Regions from separate parts of the Homo sapiens genome. Here region 2 is linked to region 1. The links are chromatin loops, found by intact Hi-C in ENCODE. Cell type or tissue: GM12878. All regions are shown on one strand. Links, peaks and the distances in the headings refer to the core of each region. The heading gives the core; the rest is flanking DNA. Region 1 overlaps LINC01140 (long intergenic non-protein coding RNA 1140). Region 2 has its middle 8.7 kb from the start of LINC02801.

What was found. A loop is a pair of places that touch in the nucleus more often than their neighbours do. Peaks named below come from ENCODE experiments on the same cell type or tissue, not always from the same donor. Only the 100,000 strongest peaks of a DNase experiment are listed, where the experiment ranks them.
Region 2: a loop joins it to region 1, with 2.8 times the contacts of the local background. A loop is called at or near these places in 4 of 110 quality-filtered maps.

The regions. Positions count from the first base shown.
Region 1 is chr1:87,145,641-87,157,056 of GRCh38, reverse strand. The region is part of intron 2 of LINC01140 (long intergenic non-protein coding RNA 1140); the gene reads right to left. Among named protein-coding and RNA genes, the nearest start is that of LINC01140, 22 kb to the right of the region's middle. RefSeq lists enhancers at 4,685-5,283, 5,284-5,882, 7,680-8,344, 9,680-10,179. In GM12878, for the core only: a CTCF peak has its summit at 4,991; DNase peaks (open chromatin) are centred at 4,736 and 5,256; H3K4me3 peaks cover 1,402 bases; H3K27ac peaks cover 453 bases.
Region 2 is chr1:87,198,281-87,209,696 of GRCh38, reverse strand. No RefSeq gene overlaps it. Among named protein-coding and RNA genes, the nearest start is that of LINC02801, 8.7 kb to the left of the region's middle. RefSeq lists a silencer at 6,465-6,524 and enhancers at 6,745-6,794, 8,196-8,695, 8,696-9,197. In GM12878, for the core only: no CTCF peak of the experiment used is centred there; a DNase peak (open chromatin) is centred at 6,596; H3K27me3 peaks cover 349 bases.

The sequences.
Region 1 (11,416 bases), core at 1,769-9,768:
TGAGATCATGCTCTAGTGAGATGCTTCACAGGTATCTGGTAATTTAACCAACTTGTACAGGGTCCAAAACAAAGCCATCTTGTGCCATAGCAAAGTCCCGGTGAACTGGAGAAGGAGACACTTACGAGTGTGTGCCTAAATTGTTCACCTTCTACCCCGCCCACATCCCAATGTGGATGCCATTAAAAATCTCAATTGCTAATATCTGGAAGGTATCCTGCGCTCTCAGAACTAAGGCCAGGGTGTCATCTGTCTCTAATCATGAAAGCAGACTCTCTCCAAGCCTGAAGACTGAAGTGGCACCAAAAGTCTCAGGTGCTCCAGCCCAAGCCTGGTGCTATCACCCTTGGGACAGTCACAGCAGATGGTCCATTTTCACAAATGTCAAAAATCAGGCTCCAGACACTCACGAGGCCAGAGCACACCCTAAATTAGCTGTCGGCCACTTAAATCATACAGGTTACACTTTCTCTTTACCTTTTGCTCCCTAACGTTGCTCAGTGAATGACTGTATGAACTGTCGCTCTCCAAAGAGCTTCAAACGAACTCCATGTAAACAGTGCATCTGAAGAGGCCCACAGAACTTGAAAGAAGAGGACTTGGCTTCCCTCGTTCTTTGAAAAATATATCCTGTATCCCTTGGCTGGATCATACAGAAAAAGAAATCTGAGTTTCTTTCTTCTGCTCTTCCGGGGAGGAGGGTGGCACAGTCTGTCTATGGCTGAGCCCACAGTTGTACATGAAAGTTAATATTTCCAGGGCCCTGCGTGGGATACCTTTCCCAGAATTCATGTTCTCCATGGGAAACTGAAATAGCGCGTGACAGTTGCCCTAAGTAGATTTAAATAATTAAATTCAAAAATTCTCAAACCACTTGCTGTTTCAAATTTATTTCTTTAATAACAGCTCAGACTCAGCAACAGACTGGATTAAGGTTTCATTTATTGGAAATTTAAGGTATATCCAGCTCTGGGTGTTGTTTTTAAGTATTTAAGGGGAAATTTGTGCTGGGTGAAAATGAAGAGACTGCAGCATTATAAATTCATTTCCTCTATTAGAAGCAGGGCTGCGCCTGCACGCTGCAGCTGTTCCAGGAGGCAGTCCCGACAGGCTGGAGGGCGAGCCGGGAGCAGACAACCCTTTGTTTCCCCAGTAGGGGAGATTTGGCCAGTCCAACACCCTCGGCAAGAACGATTTCCTCAGTGGCGCCAGGCAGTTGGGCAGGATCATCTGGGGTGGTTTTCATGTGGCAAAGTAAAGCATCCTTTGGGATTCCAGGGCAACTTCTAAGGGATCCATTTGCATCTGTGACCTCAAACCATGCCGTGCCCCAGGCCCCAAAGATGGGAGGCTGCCATGGCCTGAGCCTAGTTTGCTGACCTCTGAAATAACCCATCCTGAGACATTCAGCAAAGCCTCAGAAAACAGGTGTTACATTGCAGGTAACAGCCCCACGGTACTTACTATTCATGCTAACAATTTTACAAACAAGTGAGTTTCTTATACATTCATCGCCACCCCCAGGCATTCATATTCTTTTTAAGTACAGAAACCTTAATTAGATTTTGACCACAGACCCGGATTTGACTTACCCTGACAGGGTTTCCATTAGTGTAATCTGTGGGGGAATTCGCTGTTTTAACATCTGTGTGCCTGAGGCCTATCTCACATTTACTGCAAAACTCTGAAAAGCCTCCCTTGTATGGCTGTATGTTTCCTCATGCTCCCAATTTCACAGAAGTCATTTCAGCACCAAACGGTAATTAGCAAAGGGATGGGCCTCAGCTGACATGAATGCAATTTATTGTTTTCCACGAGGCCCTGAACCAAGCAAACAAAGAACACAGTCTAGCTGTCTGGCATTTTATTAACTTGTATTGTGCGGTGCACCTTACTGAAGGGAGATCTTCAAGAGAAATTCAGCAGTTTGTGTGTGGCAACACACAGACTTTGGAAGAATATTAATTTCAGTTCAATTAGGCAAGTTTTGTGGTACCTCAGCCTGTAATAGAGGACAGCCACTTTTATAATTATCTTCCATATTAACTTTATCATCACCAGACTTCTGCATAAATTCAACCTTTCATCTTTAAAATGCCAACACTTCTTCAATTTTGGCAACCGTACAGCACTGCTAATTATTTGCTCATTATGTGTGGTTAACTGATGAATCATTAATAAATGAATGAATGGCTAATATATTTTTATGGTAATTGGAGATATAACTGATTGCGGACTTCCTTAGCTTCTCAAAACGGCACTGAATGAGCAGTGGCTGCCTAATTGTTTACAGATGATATTTATGCCCCCACCCAGCATTTCCCACAGTTGTGGTTTATCCCTGGCATATTCTCATCAGTCCAGGGTGGCGGCTTGAACCAGTCTGGGCAGAGGGGAGTGGGCGGCAGCATAACCGAGCTTCCCTTATTGTGTTTCTGTCACCTCGTTTGTTTCAGCTCAGCTGACACGTAACCACGTACGAGCCGCATGACCATTTGCTAGCAATTCAAACAGTGCTTGTGGACTCTATTTGACTAGCCATTGGCAGGGCCACAGCTATGACACTGCTGTGGTTACCCCTAGTCACAAACACATAAAGACTCAGATGCTGACACACAAAGACTCGGGCCATCCAACTGCCACCTGTCTTGCCTGGCACACCCAAAGGAGCAGTGGCCAGTGGCCACCCAGCGTGGTGTCTCTGTGGTTGAAGAGTTAAAGGGGACCCTTTGCAAAGTTTGACTGGGAGACTGGAGTCCAATTTGCACCACTGACTGAAGTCCAGAAAATAAAATCAACCAGAGATCCTTTAACTCCATTCACTGACTCACCATTCCACAGCTGGTTAACGTGTTTGGAGATTAACTGCTGAATTACAAAAATTATATTTATCATGCTGCAAATCAGTCAGCACCTATAGGTTAAAAACAAAGAGTACGTATTTGTTGACAATTCTTGTGAAAATGAAAGATAGAATACTTGCCAAATAAGGCTTGTTTAGCTTCACACAAACAGACGGAAGATCAAGTTAAAAATGCAAAGGAGATTACCAATTCTTAATTATAATTATTTAACCAGGTGGGTAGTTTCTCCTAATGAACATTTCCATGAAAACAGAATAACTAATGACAGTCTTAAAGAAGCCTTTGTCTTTCCATGTACTAATGATCACATTTATAAATATGCAGCAAGGCCCCCGTGTACATTGCTAATGATAAGTAATTAAGTACCAGGCGTGGGAAGCCAGTGAAAAGGGTCATGTTAATGCAAGAGAGGAAATTAAAAATGCAATAAAATAAGTTGCCTAGAAAAGATTAAATAAACTTCTGGCTTCTCCTTCTTCCAGACGTAAAAGAACAGTTTCCCCATTCTTGTAGTGAAGCCATGGCAGGCCATTCAACAGCTGGTTATCAAGTCAGACAGTACCAAGTGATCCACTTGCTTTCTACCTCCATCCCCATTTTATCCTGCAGGATTTCAGGCAGAGGGTGTGGCTCAAAGTAAAAGGCATTTTGGGTCACCAAAGGAGAAGATGAGCCCCTTGGAAAAAGGAAACAGTTGGCCATCACAGATGGATACCTTCCACTGGCTAATTAAATAGGACTTTGGTTGCTGTTGCTAAAGTACCACTTGTTTATAAAACTGTGTTGACCAATCTGGGTTTTTTTCTTGCTTCTGGAAGAAAAAGAGAGGACAAGATCAGTGCCTTTTCCAGTAGAGCAGAATAACCTTCTCATGTTGTTGGCTTCCCCAGCAGACTGCAGACTCCTGGAGGGTAAGACCACGACTCTGTGTTATTAGACACTGTAGCCCTCACACCTAGCCCTGCACAGAGGCCGTGAATGTTTAATAAACACTGGTTGAATAAGTGAATGAATGAATGTTCAAAATAAACCATCCCTAAGCCAAGGAGCAGTTTGTCCAAGAGCCCTGTCACATCGCTCCCCATCCAAGCAGCCCTGCCACCCAAACGCTGGCCCACTCAAAAGATGTAAGGGCTTTCTGTCATTCACTTACTGAGAAAGGCACTGATTCCTTCTTCAACATATCATCATCAAAAGGAACAGAAATTTGAAGCTTTAAGGAAAAAAAAAGGTCTTTGCAAAAAAAATCATATAGTTGGTTGTCAGACTCCTGTTTAGGAATTGACTAGGAATCCCAGCATCTCTTTTGAGCATTAAAGACACACAAAATGAATAAGGGCCTTCTTGGCAAAAGAAAAGGGACTTATATTTGGATCTCCAAAGCTCTTAAATAAGAGCAATTTTGATTTTTTTTTAAAGTATCTTAGTGAAGCTCTCAAACCACTGAAGATTTTTTTCTTTCAAACGTTTCGAACTCGTTGATCTCAAGTCTCTCCAGACCTCCACATTCCCTAACTGTTCTATGTGGTTAATCCCTGAGTGGGGGGAATCTAATTTTCTGCGGCTGCAGTCTCGGGTTAACAAGAAGGCAACCTTGATCTGAAGAAAATAGCAACCCACGAAAATCTAAACCTTGGCTGGCGATTTGGGGTAGCTTTTCTTGTTTAAGTTTTCTCCCCTTTTTTCTTTAACAAGTTTAAGAAACAAGTCATAAGGCAGAAAATCTAGGGTTTGGCTGTCTCTGCCCTGTTTTAAGGCTCCTTCTGAATTCAAATGAATCATTTCCTTTTACATAAAATCTTCAACGAGGCCACACTTCTTTTGTTATCAGAGTGTTGTCATCGGCAAGCCTGCTCGACTCTCATAAAGGCAATTTAGTACCTGACATTCGAGCAACGTGTGCGCGGGCCTGGATTTGCCTTACAAATAAGGGCTGCCAAGGAAACCTCTGGGGAGGCCGGCGGCCCTGCTCGGGGACACCTAAGGTGCATCTTTCATCAACTTCTCCGACAGGCCTTTGCTTCCCAGGGCGTGCTGTTCTGTACACAGCCGCCTTCCCCTCCCGAGAAAGTTCAGGACGGCGGCGGGGCCACTCTGCAAGCTTATCCTGACCCCCAGCGGTCGACCCTGTCATCGGGCCCGCACCGGGTCCCTCTCTCGCTGCCGGGCAGAGGCGAGCACCGCCCTGAGGTTCCCTGGATCCCAGGGACCCAAGCACCATTCGCTTTAATTGACAATTAAAACAAACTTCGGTTCTCACAAGAATCAACCGAGTGAAATTTCACAACTGCAAGTTTCACAATTCAATTCCCTTGAAGCAAAACCAACAGTTTCCCTGAGGTTTCACTCCACACCTCTCCATTTGTTGTTTAACTTCCCCCTCAAGTTTCTCTTCCCACACACAATTTTATTTTCAAGTCAGTCATGGAAACAGTTTAATTATGTTTCTGGGGGTCCCCGCATCCTCCCTGCCCCGGTGCTGAGTCAGCGCTTCCGCGAGCCCCAGGATGAGGACTCCAGCGAGCGCATGTTTATTAACAGAGCAGCGTGGCGCTCCCAGCGACCAGGGGGGCCCCCCCGAGGTGGCTATTTATGGCTTCTGCCCACCGGCCTGCCTGTTCAAGCTGTTTCATATTGTCAGCCACCGGAATCAAACAACCTGAAATAAGGCCTCCGCGGCCACGAATAGAATGCAGTCAGCAAACAACGTCCGACCCCGGCGGTAGAGTCGCCGGATTTAGCAAGTAAAAATACAAGATGCCCAGTTAAGATTGAATTCAGATAAACCACAAATACATTTTTAGTATAAGTATGTCCCAAATATTGCAAGGGATATGTTTGTACTAAAACATATTTGTGGTCTATCTGAAATTCACATTTAACTCGGGGCCTTCTATTTTATCTGGCAATCCTACCCAGTAGAGAAAGGAGAGGTTCTGTTTTATGGTTTTACAGCTCAGCTTCTGAGCAGATCGGGATAGTTCAGGGGGCCTGGGCCTCTCCTAAGAGTTAGGTGAGACTTATTTTTAAACGGTAGGAAAATAGTCCGAATGTGGATTCTCGGAGCCTCTCTGGAGGCTCAGACCTCCCTGGACATTGCCCCCCTTCTCAGTCCTACCCTCTTCTCTCCCTCCCTGTCTCTCTCCACTGTGGAGGCAGGACCCTGTCCTGAAGGGTCCCGTTCCCACGGTCAACCTTCCCAGTCAGCCTCAGGTGTCCTAGCTCGCAGATGTTGAAGCAAAAGTCAAAACCAAGGTAACTCTTTTTAGGGGGTAATAGATTTAACTGCAGCTGGGTCTTCAAGGGACAGGAGTAGCCATATTCTGAACTGCTATTTGTATCTACTGAAATGTAAACATTAAAAAAATTTAAAAAAAAACAAGTTTGAATTACTATCTTCCTTTAAAAAAAAAAAAGGCTACGGCCTTGGGAATACTGTACATATCTGTTACCGACAATTCTGAAAACCACCTCTGCAAGCCTGTCAGTTAAACCAAATGTTAAATGGAAAATATTTGGCGGGATTTAAAATTAGACCCGCACACATTACTTACAGATGTTTCCATGCAAAACACTTGAAACTGAACCACACCAAGTCATAAACCCCACAATGGTGTATTTTTTATACCCCAAGTTAATTTTTATTATATAAGTAGCCATATGAAGAAGGTATTGCATACAGCTTAAATTAAATACGGAGGAATGAAATCAGCAGTATCCCTTTACAGCATATGGCCCAGCAAATCAAATTACAAAGCTTTCCACATCTCATTAACTGCAATGAGTACAGTGAGTTTTCTAATAAGTCACATCTTTTTCATGTGAGTGGTGAGCAGTGACTTATTGTAAGAATTCACAGGATGACCCTTGTGCTGAAATTAAGAACTAATCTAAAATGGGCAGGGTCATCTGGTCAAGACTGATCATAACATTTCCTCATTATTGTTTTAGTTGGCATTGAAGCATATGTTTTCCTGGTGCCCCAGCTGAAAAATGCCTTTGATAATTTCACTGACAGCAAATAACCCACACACTGCCATTTAATGAGTTTGGGCAGGATTAGCTGACAATAAAGAATATAGTATAAATGTTTTTATTAGAACAGATTTATTTTTTAGCTGGGAAAAAAAAAAGAAGTCACATGGAAATGCTGAGCTGATTTCTACCCTTGTGATAGCGATCGCCCTGTTAGTGATGCAGGTGAAGAGGCAGAAGCTGCACGAAGCCCAGGGCTGGCCAAGACAGTGCCTTTAGGCTACAAATGGTGAAAGGCAAATTCCAGCTGGAACCTATACTCAGATGTCTGGTTCCTCCTTTGCACAACAAGAAAAAAAATACTTCTACAATTGCTCATCATGTGGCCTTTGGTTGAGATGAATTACCAATTTACAACCTCTTGTGTTTGGAGAGAAGCAAACTGTGCTCTTTTGAGGCAAGAATCAGGAACCTAAAATCATTTAAGCTTTCTTGTTTATAAGGCCAGAGTGAGGCCAAAAATCCATTTTCCTCTGTGCTCTAAGCCCTTTCAATGACGAGTTTCTCACCATCTGCACTAATAAATATGGACTGGTGTGTGTATAACCATACACTGAGGAGAAGGGAAGAGTGAAAGGATTTTAAATGATTGCAAATTGCTCTCCTGCTGAGATAACAGCAGTTTGCATGTGAGCCTCAGTTGTCACACATTAAGAATGGGCATTTGGCTTCTTTTCACACAGCTGCGAGAGAGAAGGGGTAAGTTTCAGAACAACTAGAGAGAAAAGCGGTCTGTTGTTCTTAGGGAGACAGGCTTTCTAGTGGCATCTTGCCCAGAAGCTCTTGCTTCGCAGCTCCAACCATGGGGACTGGAGACAGGATAAGCAGACCAGTCCCCAGAGCTGGGAGCAAGGGGAATCACTGAAGCCCTGAAACAGGATCATAAGCCTCAAGGCTCAGCAGAGATCAAAGGGATCAAGAATGGAAACAAGGCCAGAGGATTGAAGTAGCCTGGTGTGTAACAAAGTGATCCTTGAGTTAAGGTCAGTTTCTTGGGAAGACTTGGAGGCTTAAGACTCATCCGTAGGCACAAGTGGTCACAGGGAAAACTCTGTCTTGGGAAGATGCAAACAGCAGTCTAAGAAGGTGGTGTAGGTTAGTAGAGGCGGACAGTGAGTGTGCCATAGGAAGAGTAAGGCCACTGAGGCAAAAGCCAGTCATCCAGGGACCCTGGAGCCTGACTAGACTCAGAGGTCTCCTCCCAGCCAGAGAGAAGTGACTCCCTGTTCCTAGCAAAATGTAATGGGCAACTGTGGAAGCTTCAAAGAGACTGTCCGGTGAAATAGGGAAGTGTCTCAACAGTAGAACAGCAGCCACAGTGAAAGTGGAGTGCCCACGCCATCAGAAAGTGCACTTTAGGAAATGCTGAGGAGCGTGAGAAGACCCCTTGGTCAGAACACTTCCAAATACATCCTCCAACAGAAGGACCTCCAACCTGCCCCAAGGTGGGGCTGTGAAACCCAGTCACCTACCTCTCCTCTCAAGTGATCAACATGGGAGGGGAAGGGACCCTGGGAAGCAAGGGGGAGTAGGAAGTATCAAGTCAAGGGAGGAGAAGGAAAGTGGGAACTGAAATGGAGCAAAGCATCAGCCGTTGAGCCCAGACAAGGCAGTGGGATGAGCCAGGAAGACAGGCTGGAAAAGTCACCCGAGGAGGTGAGACTCCTAAGAAATACCTGTGGCTGAGCCCATGGGAGGAGAAGGCACTGTTAAGGGTGCCAAGCCTTTAGGACACCCAGGGGAAAACGTGGGGAAGCAGGGAAGGTAGGGGAAGGGAGAGTCTGCCATTAAATACATGACCAATCCCTGGTGAGAAGGAACGGCTAGCTACCACCCAAAGCAACTGTTCAGGATTGTGGACTCATACAGGGTTCACTCTTAGTGTTGTCTTAGGTCCTCAACACAAAACCTATATTAAAGCCTTTATCACCTAATTTCACCCTTCAGTTGTAATTGAAGCTTCCAAGCCTAACACAGGCCCTGGTTACTTAAACTGGAACCAAACAAGGAAAATCCCCGAGTATTGCTAGGTAACAATAACAAGTAATATTTGCACCACTTTACAGTTTACAAAGTGTTGTCATCATTTTTCTCATTTGCTCTTCATTACCAGGCTGTGAAGAAGGCAACTTACCCGTAGCTAGGAAGTAAAAATGGCCAGATCGCAGACCAAAGTCTTCAGATTCCAAGCCCAGTGTAACTTTTATTACAGCAAATATCTCTTATATACTGGTCAAATAACACTCTAAAATGCTCTGGCAGTCTGAGGAAATATCCATGTTGTACTCCTGGGGGAAGGTATTCAGGGATTAAACCAAAGTTCTCCAGAAGAGACCATCCTTCCCTTACACCTTAGAATATCTCCAGATCTAAAGTGTGTGTTGGAGGCATTCTGCCTCCATTCCTCCCTGACTGGTGCAGATGGAACAACGTTGCCGAGATGACATTCTTCAGAAACATGCTTTCTAGGACCCTCTTGGTAACTGCTCATTGACTATACTTGGAATAAGAGCCATAGTTGTTTTTTTGGCAAAGGAAGAAAATGAGGAAAGAAATCACATACAGACTTGAGCGACATCAACATGGCTTTCGAAGCAGCATCAGCCAGGGGAGCATCTAGCTCAAAGGAACTGGAGCTACCAAGTGCTATGTACCTTCCCCTTCCCCTCAAACCTTCTCTCTCTCTCTCTCCTATTTCTTCCTCTTTTTCCTCTCTCCATTACTAGATGATGCCCATGATATAGTCACTGTCTAAGAGGAAATAGGAAACTCTTTTATGTCTGCATTCTTCCTCCCCCACCTCCCCCCCACCCCCAACCCCACCCCCGCCAACTCTAGCAGGTGAATGGGGCCAAACTAAAGAGTGGTCTTGTTGAAGATATAAAGGCTTCAGGTGAATCTGAAAGGCTGGTTGTGCAAGTAGATTATACAAATTCTGGGCTGGACCCAGTGGCTCATGCTTGTAATTCTAGCACTTTGGGAGGCAGTGGCAGGAAGATCGCTTGAGGCCAGTAGTTTGAAACTAGCCTGGGCAACAGAGCAAGACCCTATCTCTACAAAAAAAAAAATTTTTTTTAATTAGCCAGGTGTGGTGGCATGTGCCTGTAGTCTCAGCTATTAGGGAGGCTGAGGTGGAAGGATTGCTTGAGCCCAGGAGTTCAGTGTTGCAGTGAGCTATGAGTGGGTCACCACACTCTAGCCTGGGTGACCAAGCAAGATCTTGTCTCTAAGAAGAAGAGGAAGAAGAAAAGGAAGAGGAAGAAGGAGGAGAAGGAGAAGAAGAAGGAGAAGGAGGATGAGGAGGAAGAGGAAGAATTATCCTGCTCCCATGTGGGAGGCTTTGAAGGCCTCATCCTCTACCACCTGAACTTGTAATTAAACACTTCCCTTCCATTTTCCCAAAGCAACCGAAACCAGCACAGAAACCTCTTGTCAATTACTTGCGCAAGTGTCCCTTGGGTATGTTGATAAACAAGACAAAGTTTTCAACCTAGGGAAACATTCTTTCTGTCCTTATCTCCTCTGCTTTCCCAAACCTCCCCAATACTACCACTGGCCCTACAGCATTTCTTGCAGCCCTCCTTCATTCCAGCCAAGTCTAGCTTTGTGTGGCCCCACAATTCTCCTTCATGTTACTTCCAAGCTCCCACCCAAGATACCCCCAAATGCTGGGAGCATCTCCTTCTTGTTTCCTGTGCTGCTTTCCTCTCTTCCTTGGAAGTTCCTCTCATTGACTCTAGGAAGGCTTCCTTTAGTACTGAATTCCCAAATATACAGCTTGTTAAAGCCTCTAATGTGTACATTGAGTATCGGAAAACTCAACAATCACTTACAAGTTAAGATTTCTATGTCTCGGGGCTGAAAGGGACTTTTGAATCAGAATTGGTCCATTTTCAAATATTCCTCTAGCTTATGACAACTTTCTAAGCTTCAGTTTTTTCATCTGTAAAATGAGGGTCTTCATTCTAAGGTTCTAGAAGTCCAAGGCTTGGTCAAGGTTACACAGCTAGAGGTATGACAATGCAGGCTAGAAGTGGAGCCTGCTCCCATCTGAAGGCCACACTCTCCACTCCATCAAGCTCTGTGTGCACCTACAAGCACAAGCCAATTCATCTGCCTGAACTCCTCTGTTAAATATGTACCAAAACTAACAATGGAACTACCACGTGATCCAGCAATCTCACTTCTGGGTATATCCAAAGGAATTAAAATCAGTATGTTGGAGAGATGTCTGCACTGCCATGTTAATTGCAGTACTATTCACAACAGCCAAAAGGTGGAATTAACCTAAGTGTCTATCAATGAATGAATGGATTTTTTAAAATGTGGTATATATACACAATGGAATACTATTCAGCCTTAAAAAAGAATGAAATTCTGTCATTTGTGACAAAGTGGATAAATCTAGAGAATATTAAATTGAGAAGTAAAATAAACCAGGCACAGAGAGGCAAATACTGCATGATTTCATTTATATGTGGAATCTGAACTCCGAAAAGTAGAGAGTAAACTGGTGG
Region 2 (11,416 bases), core at 2,262-10,261, 52 kb before region 1:
GTGAGATACTTACAGATGTCATCTTTTCCTTAATCTCTCTTGTCTCACAGAGTGTTAAAACAAATGAGTTTTTACATGGTTTCTTTCCAAAACCCTTTTTGTGTGGTGCATGAGAGAGAAGAGATTCCTGCCTGAGTCAGTTCTAACAGTCCACTCCCCTCCTTCCCCAAGCTTGTCTCCTTTAGCCAGCATTATCAGCAACTTGGTGTTTGATGGCTTCACTCCTTTCATGAGTGTGATCTTCCTCAAGAAGAGGTCATGATGCTGTTAGGATTGACTAACCTGCACTTAGAGATAGACCCTGAAATTGCAGTGGCTTAATATAAAGTGCTCAGCAGGATCACCTGGTCAGTTCAGGGCTGAAGGGAGGGTTTTCTCCATATCGTCTTCAGACACCCAGGCTGATGGTGGTTTTCCATTTTCAACCATGGTTTCTAAGGTTGCCCTAGGCATTGAGAGCCCCACCAACTGGAGAGAAAAGATCACGGGCAGTGCGTGTGGGAGGTTTTCAGTGGGCTGGGCCTGAAAATAGTACCCAGCACCTCTGCCCACAAACCACTGGAGAGAACTCAGTCATGTGACCACACTTAACTGCTAGGGGGGCTGGGATATATCATTTCATCGTGTGCCCAGGAAGAAAGAACAGATTTTAGTGGACAGCTAGCAGTCTCCCCCACACTCACCCACACAACTTCCTATTTTTCAACTTGGCAAAAGCTGAGTCCAGGGAGTATTTCTATACAGCAATGTACTCTTTGGCCTGCCAAGAGGCCACATTTTTTATGTGAGAAGTTTCACAAATATCTTGGTGCGATTAATGGGCAAAGACCTGACTCCACCCATTCTTCCTGTGGTATCACTACACCTAGATTCTTGGTTAAGTCCTCCAATACTAGACATAAAACCTTAAGGATGTGAAGTGATCCAGACATTTCCAACCTAAGGAGAAATCAAAGGATGCTTCCCATGTAAAATTCATCTTTTTCCAAATAGTAACCAAAAAGATAAAGGCTTATGTGACAATAAATTCAGCAGCCATGAGACTTGAGGAAGGGGGCTTCCTAGACACCTTCCATGCATTCACCCCCTGAACACATGTTTACTGAACATCCGGTGTGTGCCAGGCACTGTATTAGGCACAAGAGATACACTGATGAACCAGAATGATGTGTCTTGTGGACCTCAGAGACTAGATCAAAGGAAGAAAGTACACGAGAATATAAAGGAAACACATATCATGATAATTATAAGAAAAAAATCAGGCCAAGGCAGAGCATAACAGCAGGAATGGGGAAGGGTGATGTGTAAATGAAGACCCTAAGGATAAGGTGTTAGCCACGCAAAGGGAGTGAGGGAGGAGGTGGGCACTGCAAGTAGAGGACACAGCGTGTGCAGGGGCTGGGAAAGGGAGAGTGCAGTGTGACTGAGGAACAGAGAGTTGCCAGTGTGGCTGAAGATGAGGAAAGAAGCATGAGTGGGAGATGAAACTGGAGAAGCCAGCCAGAACCAGATCATGAAGAGTTTTATAGGTCATGATGGCAGGCATTTGAATTTGAATCTGAATGAAACAAGAAGCCATCAGGGCCTTTAAGATGTGAAGGGACATGATTCCAACTGTATTAGTTAGCTAGGGCGGCCATAACAAAGTACCACAGGCTGAGTGACTTAAACAGCAGAAATTTACTAACCAGATCATGAAGAGTTTTATAGGTCATGATGGGAGGCATTTGAATTTGAATCTGAATGAAACAAGAAGCCATCAGGGCCTTTAAGATGTGAAGGGACATGATTCCAACTGTATTAGTTAGCTAGGGCGGCCATAACAAAGTACCACAGGCTGAGTGACTTAAACAGCAGAAATTTACTGTCTCATCGTTCTGGAGGCTAGAAGTCCAAGAGCCAGGTGTTGGCTGTGTCATTTCCTCCTGTAGGCTCTGAGGGAAGATCAGTTGCAGGTCCCTCTCCTAGCTTTCGGTGGTTGGCTGGCAATCTTTGGCACTACTTGTAGACGGTGCTTAACTGTGCCTTCTCAACATCTTTTCTCTGTACAAGGCTCTTTCTCTCCAAGTGGCATTCTTTTTATAAGGACAACAGTCATATTGGGTAGGAGCCCAAATTCCGCATGACTTCATCTTAACTAACTATATCTGCAATGACCCTATTTCCAAATATGGTCACATTCTAAGGTACTGGGGTTACAACTTCGTATAATTTTGGGGTGGGGACACAAGTCAACCCATAAAACCCACATTTTAAGATTAGTCTCTGCTAAGTATGAATGGGAAGAAGGGGTGATTGGAGTGGAGGTGCAGAGGCAAGATCTGGGAGACTAGGGTCACTGCTGCCTAGGTGAGAGTTGATGTGGGCCTGGGCTAGGTGTCCCAGGAGATATTTTGTTGCTAAAACCAGCATGACTGCTGATAGACTGTATTTCACTGGTGACAGAAAGGGGTGAAGCAAAAATAACACTTCAGTTTCTGGCTTGAGCAAGGAGGAAGATGTTGATGTAATTGAGGAGATGAAAAGCAACTGGGGGATAGAGACATGTTTTGGGGTAGACTACCATGGTTTTATTTGGGTAATGTTAAGTTTGAGATATGTATGAACCAGCCAAGTAGTTATACCAAGTAGACAGTTGCATATAAGGATCTGGAACTCCAAGGAGAGGTGTGCTCTAGAGATTTAAATGTGCAGTCATGAGTGTAGAGAGGAATTAAAGTCACCAAGAACAACTGAGGTGCAGAGCCATTGTTGCTCCTTCTCAGGGTTGGTCATTCTTCTCAGAGGGCTGAGATCCTGACTGTCAAACAAGCCAACCCCTGACTGTTCCATCTCAGGCTTCACACAGATTCTCTGGGTCCTTGGTTTCTAGAGAACATGAAGACAGTGCTCCAAATTCTCTCCCAGGTTTATACAAACTATTCATCATCTGCGTCCAAGAACACCCACACAGCCCAAGGTACACAGCTACCTACATCGTATGAACATTGGTGAACACACAGACGCACGCCCCGTCCCTTCAACAGAAATGACCTAAACTTTGTGAGGTTCACATGTCCCTAGAGATGATCTCATTTGCCTGCTTCAAAAGCGCTTTGGTCTGCACAGCCTGTAGCAGCAAATTTACACTTCAAAAAGCAGACAGCTTTTTCCACATCTTATTCACTTAATGGGTGAGAATGTAAAATTAGTTCCGTTGCTGATGAGGACCTTGAGCCAAATGAAAAGTGTTCATTTGTCAGCACAGACTTACAGCCTGAGACATGATTATATAGCTAATCCAATAATGGGTTTTGATGCTGAGCATTTATTTATATACAGTATGTCTTGTTATCTGTTGATAATCAGGACCTACAATTTACTCTTTCTTGTGCGTGTAGTGTGAAATAGCAACATCTTCCAGACATATTGCATTTAAGTACCAACATGCAAACACATACAAAAAGCGCCATCATCAGCAAAATATTTTATTTGCTTTCTTTAAGAAAGAGAGAGAGAGCCAATGCATGTATTCAGGCTTTTATATTTTTGGATATAATAGTAAATAACATATGAAGTCTCTTTCAAGGCTATATAAGGGTTAAAAAAGAACACTGAAAACAAAATTTCCTTTATGATTTTGATCCACCCAAATCAAGTGATTTCTTCCTCTTGCTCTCTAAAAATTCTATCTGCAGGTCAAATCCTACACATATTTTTACATATAGTGGTATAAACCAAAAAGATACCTGGCAAAAATCTTCACAGTGCCACCAACTGACTCTCTGACTACCTGAATCTTTCAGATACTCTGCTTGTTGCAAAGGTGCGCATTATCACCATGTGAGCATGGGAACTGTAATAATTATCTCAGGCAAAATCTTTCTTTAAAAAATAGTAACTTAAAATTAAATATAAAACCACCACATTTCTATAAACTCTTGCAGAGACTACATACTGCTACATTATATTGTTTCTTACCCTGTGGATGAGCGTAAATGTCTGTCACTAAAATATAGGGACACTCTCATCCTAATATAAATATAAAATGCATAAAATCCAACATTTAAAACAAGCAGGCATTTTTATAGGTATGATGCCTTGTCACATATTCCAGCTATAATAAAGCCTACGGGAAGGGAAAAGCACGTCAGGATTAAGTATTCTGTTCATTGCAAATGTGTAGCACACCTGTAAAATCTGTGAAAAATCCCACATTTTGGAAAAGTCACTGCAAGTTCCTTTCCATGCTACCATCTCTTGGACAGGCCTAGAAAAATCCAGAACAAATGCAGCGGAGCATCAGAGAGCTGTTATCTCCAGCTGCCACTTTTCCCCACTTAGTGATCCCCAGCACAAAGGAAGCTGAGAGGACTGGTCACTCTATGATATATGAGAAGGAAGAGGGGCAAGCACGCTTTTTTAAACTGAAATTTATTCCACAATAAATACTTCAATGTTGGTGGGACATGATGTTTTATTGGATTACACTCGTTTGCTAGAGAAATCACACTGGGAATAGCAAAGCTTGCGGTTTTGTGGGTAATGCATTTGTAGATGTGAGGGTTTTACACTGGAAGTGTGTTGAAGAAGGATAACAAGCCAAATTAGGAAATAGCCAAATACATGCAAATCTCTATTAGGGCAATACTTGGCCGCGTTAAGTCCAAGAGCTTTCTGCGGCAGTTGCTTTACCTAGGCCAGATAATTCATTAGGTTTTGACTCTGGTAAAGATTAAATGAATATAGCATACATTACATTCTTACTTTCGTCGCAGAAACAAATCTTCCTTGTACCAGCCAGTGTAATCTTCAGAGTTTTCGTTATATAAAACACCTCAAGAAAAATGCACCTCAGTAAGATTTACACTTTATTACTCTAATGATTCTACAAACACTACCACAATGTGATGAAAGACAGAGTAGTCCCGGACTGATTGAGAGCTAATAAAAATCAGTACTGAAAACTGAAAAGAGCACCCTTATCATCTTTCTTTCATTTAGAGCTGATTACTAGGGGATTATAATGCAATCACAGCTATGTGTGAGAGGTAGCTATGGGAACCAGTTTTAACTGTTTATCTAGCCAAAGATCTTAATTTAAGTTTGAACACTCTGATTCATTTATATGTAAGACACCAAGGAGACAAAATGCAGAAGAAACAGATGCGCACTTGTTCTTTCCATTTAACTTCGTAAGCTACCAGCCAATTTGTCTTTCAGGGACAAAATTAATTTCTGATGACAATGTGAGCAAGTAATAAACTAGAAGTTCCTGTCCTGGGAAACTTGTTAATGCCATGTAATGTTCTGGAGTTATTTAGGAGGGGAAGAAAGAGATTTGCTCCTGGAGTTACGGGGACATCTGTAACAGACTTGCCTTTGTCCCAGCTCTTAGTCACCCCTGCAGAGGTTTATGACACCTTTTCTAGAAGTTGAATTGGGAAAGTTTAAAAGAAACCATGTTACTTACCATTTCTTTCCTATGGAGTATTTTTAAACTTCTCATTTTCCTTCATATTCTCCACATGATTCAGAATTGCTCAGAGCACAAACCTCTGGCCCATTGCTTCCCAGCCTTGGCATACAGGCAAGGCGAGTAATGATGAGATGAAAAATGAATCATAAGGCTTCCTTCGTGGGTCCCACGTTGCTGTAGAACACAGCCCTTTGCAGACAAGTGCACTCAACCTGAGGGGCTCGAGGCCATGGCAAACACTTCACAGAGGGGCCCAGGATGTGTGCCAGGACATCTCAGGGATGGGATTCAGTGTGCTAATCCGCTGCCAGCCAGAGAGAAGGGTGCCAGTCAGCTAAATGAAAGGCATGCACATATTTACTTGGATGGGAATTGAGACTGGCCACCTCCTTGAAAGCTATCTATGATGCTACCTATTTCCTCATGTCAGTGAGAATAACCATAATGATAATAACAAAAGCTAGCACTTACTGAACATTTACTGTATACCAGAGAATAAGATGGACACTCTACATACATTACTTCGTTTAATTAGCTCAAAACCCTATGAAGAAGTCATTTTTATGGCCATTTTTTTGGGCAAGGAAACTGAGTCACACAAAACCTAACTTGTCCAATGTCATGGCTAGCAAATGCAAAAGTCAGCGTCTGAACTCCATCTGTCAGACTACAAAACTGATGTTTTCTAGCGCTCTGAAAGGGAAACCTTGACAGCGTTCTTTATCTTGGCCATTAATGTTTTCCCATCTTATTACAGTAGTCACCTCTTATCTGCAGAGGTTGCGCTTCAAGATCCCCAGTGGATACCTGAAACTGAGAGTAGTACTGAACCCCATGCAGACTATGTTCCCGCCTATACATACACACCTATGATAAATTTTGATTTCTAAATTAGGCACAGTGAAAAATTAACAACAATAACTAATAAAATAGAACAATTATGACAATATGCTGTTAAGTCATGTGAATGTTCATTCTCTCTCTCTCTCTGCCTCTCTCTCTCTTTCTCTCTCTCTCCCCTCCTTCTCTCTCTCAAAATATCTTACTGTACTGTACTCACCTATTTTCAGACTCAGTTGACCACGGGTAACCGAAACTGTGAAAAGCGAAACCACAGATAAGGGGACTAACGTACATACCCAGTTTTTTCTGTCTCTAAATTGTGTTCGTCTGTTAACCCATAGGCTCTGTGCTCCGCTCCCCACTCACTCCCACCCCCGACTTCCCCAGCTCGTATTTTTCTGCTCTCCGGGGGAACTCCCCACGGCATAATGGCTATCCATTAGTGTGTTTTTAAAACCTCGCTTTCTCCTATCCTCTGACAGTTTTCATATGCTCCACATGAAGGATCCTTTTCCAGAAATACTTTTGAAGAAAGTCTAAAGTAAGCTGAAAAGTATTACATTTTTCATCTCAACGGGGAAATGGATTTACGAAAAGGAGAGAAGAGCCTGCAGGTCTTTCAGATTTTAAAAAGAATTCAACACACTGCTGCACTGGCACTGGGAACACATCTATCACAGAAACCAAGAGAGCATCTGCATTTACACGCGGAAACGATTCCTTCGTCCTTGATCACGATAATGACTTAGAGTTCCGCTGAGCCTTTCATCCAGAGGGACGCCATGGCCCCTGCAAAAGCCAGCCCAGTGAGAGGCTCCTTCCACCACCAAGGCGCTGCTTCCTCCAAGGTGAAAGGAGGAAACGGCTCTATTAGGGGAAAATTGAAAATGACAAGCAAGCACTGTAAATTCTGTTTCCAAAGGCAACTAAAATAACCCGACTGTCCGTCTTTAATTGTCCCATCTAGAACTTGGGCATAACAATGTGGTCCCGAAGAAACCATCTACAGAGCATTAATAGCAAGACATACATAAAAGAAGGGAGTTGCTTTCTGGGCCTAGAGAAAGCCATGATCTGTGAGCACTAGGACATTTTACTAATTGCCTTATTTCCGGTTTTTAAACCTAGGTCAGGCAACTGGAGGACATTCCCTAAACAATTTCTGCATGCTTCCCCTTGACCTCAGGAGTCCAGTGGGATGAGTGCAATGACAGACACAGGCTAGTTTACTGTTTGGGGCAGCGCAGAGCTGCTTCCCTGGCTGATTGTAAACGATTGGATGAAACATAACCAGCGTCACCGGCTATTGTTCTGCAGGTCCTGGAACCCAGGGTGAAAGTCAGACTCACACTCAGCAAGGCACAACTCAGAAGTTGCCGTTCCAGCCAGGTGGCGGGTGGGCCCTGGGCTAGCCACACAGCCTTAACTAATCAGCAGGTGGCAACTTGCCTCTGTCAGGAGGCGCCGCTTGTCCTCTGCCTGGAATTCCTCTCTCCTATTTCCATCCTTATCCACCGCCAATACTCCACTCAGGTGTCATCTTCTCCAGGTAGCCTTTCTAGAACCCCTTAAAGTTGGGCTAACTGTGCCCCCTCTGTGTTTCCATAGCATCATGCACATACCTCAGGAACGCCATCGCCCACATTGTATGATAAATAGGCATCATTTTATTGAAGACACACGTGCCACTCACCATGCTAAGCACTTCACACATAAATATCTCTTTTCACCCGAGGTACTATCATCCCCATTTTACAGGTGAGGAAGTTGAAGGTCAACAAGATTGAAGTCCTGCAACTAGTAAATGGCAGAATTGGGATTTGAAATTAGGACTTTCTGCCCCCACGAGGCACACTTGCCCCCAATGATTTCAGCACCCTGAGGCTGGAATCCTATTGTATCCATTTCAGTAGCCCCAGCACTAGCACTTGCCAGGCACTTATAGGCCCTCAGTGCACACTTATTGTACTGACACACAGGGGGAAGTCTATGGGGAGCTAACTGACCTATGTTAAGATAGCAAGTGAGCTGGCCTCGGTAGCCTGGCATGCTACCAAACTATTCTTATTTGTCTGGGTAACAATAGAGCTGTTTTTTGTTTGTTTGTTTTTGTTTTGTTTTTAAAAAAAAAAGAAAGGAAGAAAGTTGAAACGTTTAGGCAGGGTCCTTGGTGTCATGCTGACACTTCAGAAAATGTGTTGTCTTCCTGAATTCAGGTGTTCTTTTCACTGAATTCAGTCAAACCGGTTCTGCAGATTGACACAGGAGGTGTAACCTATAGCAATTCAATTGTTATGCATCACTGCATAATCACTTCTGTCATCCATCCCTGTCCTTCGGCAAGGCTGCTGCCGCCACTGTGGGAGCAGCTGCATATTTCCCCAGAGACTGAGTGTGGTGGAGCACCCCGCGTGGCGTGCAGGGATCATTGTGGCAGAGCCCATCTCCATGGGATAGCAAGAGGCTATGCTGTCTGACAGGTGCGCAGCCCTGCTCATCCTTCTCCTTTCTTTTCCACATCCCAGAACTCAAGTCCATCCCTTCTTTTGTCTTCATAAGGGTCTCCCTTCCATCCTTTCTTACTGTCCCTGCTACTGCCCTGGCACAGGCCATAAGCAAGTTGCCACTGGCCTCCTGACTACAGTTGGCCCAGGTCACTCTGCATGCTGCTGTCATGTCATCCCTACCCTGACCCACTGAATACCTCATCCTGCCTGATCTTCAAAAGCTAGTTTTGATTGCCTTCAGCATAAAGTCCACAGTCTCTTGATGCCCAAGCCCTCCACCAGCTACCATTCCAAGCTTATTTTCTACTATTCCCCAACTTAACCCTGCTGAGCTTTTAGCTGCTGTCCTCACTGGTCCCCAAACCAGCTCTGCTCTGCACTGGACCCCACATCCATACACACCCTGCGCTTTACTCAGGCCAGCCCAGTGCTTGCTCCTCTCTGGAATCATCAGTGATGGTTGTCTTCTTTGAATTCTCGTAGCTCCTGTCCACTTTACAGTCAGTGATCTGGTATATCATCTTAGGTAAATGTATGTTGTTGTTTAACTTCGTAGATATTTGTGTACAATATTCCTAGGGAAATCATAGGTTCCTTGTGGGTGGAGACCATCTTTCTCACCTATCTCTGCCCCATGAGGACCTAGAACAGGCAGTGTTTTAGTGATTGTTCAATGCCATTTAGCTAGACTGTGCACAATCCATTCCAGGCATCCCAGAGTCCCTGTAATACCACAAATGTACCATTTTATCTCTTATTTCCAGGTATTTGCATGAGATGTTCCTTTTACCTGGAACTCTTCAACTTTCACACTCCCCACTCCTCCAGCTCTGGTTTTCCTGGAAAGCTACTTGGCCTCAGCTTAGATATCACTGCTTTCAGTGAGTCCTCCCTTACCTCCATGAGACCAGATGAGGGTTGGATCCCCCAGCAGCTATGTTAACTCCAATCAGTGATAGTTATACTATGTGTTCGTTAAGACCCTTTTGATTATGTGTGATGGAGAAGCAACTCAAGCTAAGAAAAGTAGGTAATCTATTGGCTCAGGTATCTGCAATGGCCAGGGCAAAGCTGGACTCAAAGTATGTGGCCGGTTTACATTCTCTCTTGGTTTCTCCTCATTCTCTTTCACTTTTTCTCTACCTAGTGGTTCTGCTTCTTATCCTCTATGCAGCAGAAACTAGAAGGGGGAAGAGAGTGCTAGAGGACAGTCTGACTTTGAGGATACTGGGTTTAATCATCACAACAGCCTCCAAGGAAATGGAGCTGCCTTCTCCCAGCAGCCACACAGTAAACCCCAGGGAACTACTCTCATTGAGCTTGCTTCAGTTTGCAGGTTTATTCCTGGGCTAATCACTGTGGCCGCAGGTATGGAGATGAAGTCTGTAACCTGTCCCCCACCACAGTGTCATGGGGAGTAGAGGTGAACTACTATGATTGCCACCCTTCCCAAAGCCACTTGGAATTGAAAAAGAGAAGTTCTCCATAGGAAAGAGAATCTTATTACCAAAAAAAAAAGATAGTAGATAAACAAAAACAATATATATTCACTACACAACATGTCTGCCTCTTGCATCTGCTGAAAGTTACTTGTGGATATAACTGAGCTTTGGTCATTATCTGTCCTTGGTACCTGGCACATGGGAATGCCCAGTGAATATTTGTTAAATATATGAATGAATGGATTCTCTGAGTGCCAATCAAATACCCTAAGTTCTAGACAAGGGAACACAATGTCCTGTTTTAAAAAGCCTAAGAGTTCATACAGTGTCCACTGGCCACTGCCGTTTTGCTTTCCCAGCCAATGCAGTAGTGGCTACCAGTGGGTTTTTGGAGAACCCACCTTGACTGCTCAACAAATCCATAAAGTGTCCAAACAAGGAACCTAAATTTACCTTAGATCTGGCAAGATGTGAGCCTAAGGTCACTCACCTACCTCCTTAGGCCTGAATCAATCCAATGCTGTGATTGCAAAAATATACAAAGCAGGACTCTATCAAGGCAGAGGACAACAGGAGAGATGCTTCAGAAAATCAACAAGATGCCTGTGTTTCTCACCAGATGGAAGTAAAGAAATATGGTAAGTGAGTTGCTTTATTTGACCATTCTGTTAGTATATGCTAACAACCTAAGAATATTCCACTCTGAGATTATAACAAAATTTGGCTTCTATGCCCCTACTCAATGGCAAGCTCTTAGAGCACAAGGACCCTATCTTTAACTACTTTGTTATTCCCAAAGTGATTGGCACAACAAAGATGCACAGAGAGGCTGGAACTAAAGTACCTCAATCTATCTGGAGTTTTTATAAATCTAATTCTGCAAACCCAAATCTGATATGCTACTGAATTTCAGAGACAGTGCCATCACCTTCATTGTCTCGTTGCTTCCAGAAGAACTTTATTTATAATGATGGAGTTCTTGTATTTCTTCTTAGGCCCTATCATTAACATAAACAAAAATGCTTTTAAAATCTATTTTAAAATGTGGGTCTTACCCATTTTCTTGTCATCTGCCAAATGCCTGTAGTTTTTCTAATGAATTAGGCACCACAACATACAATAAATGTGGTGCTCATACCCACTGGTCCATCTTTACAGAATTTTGG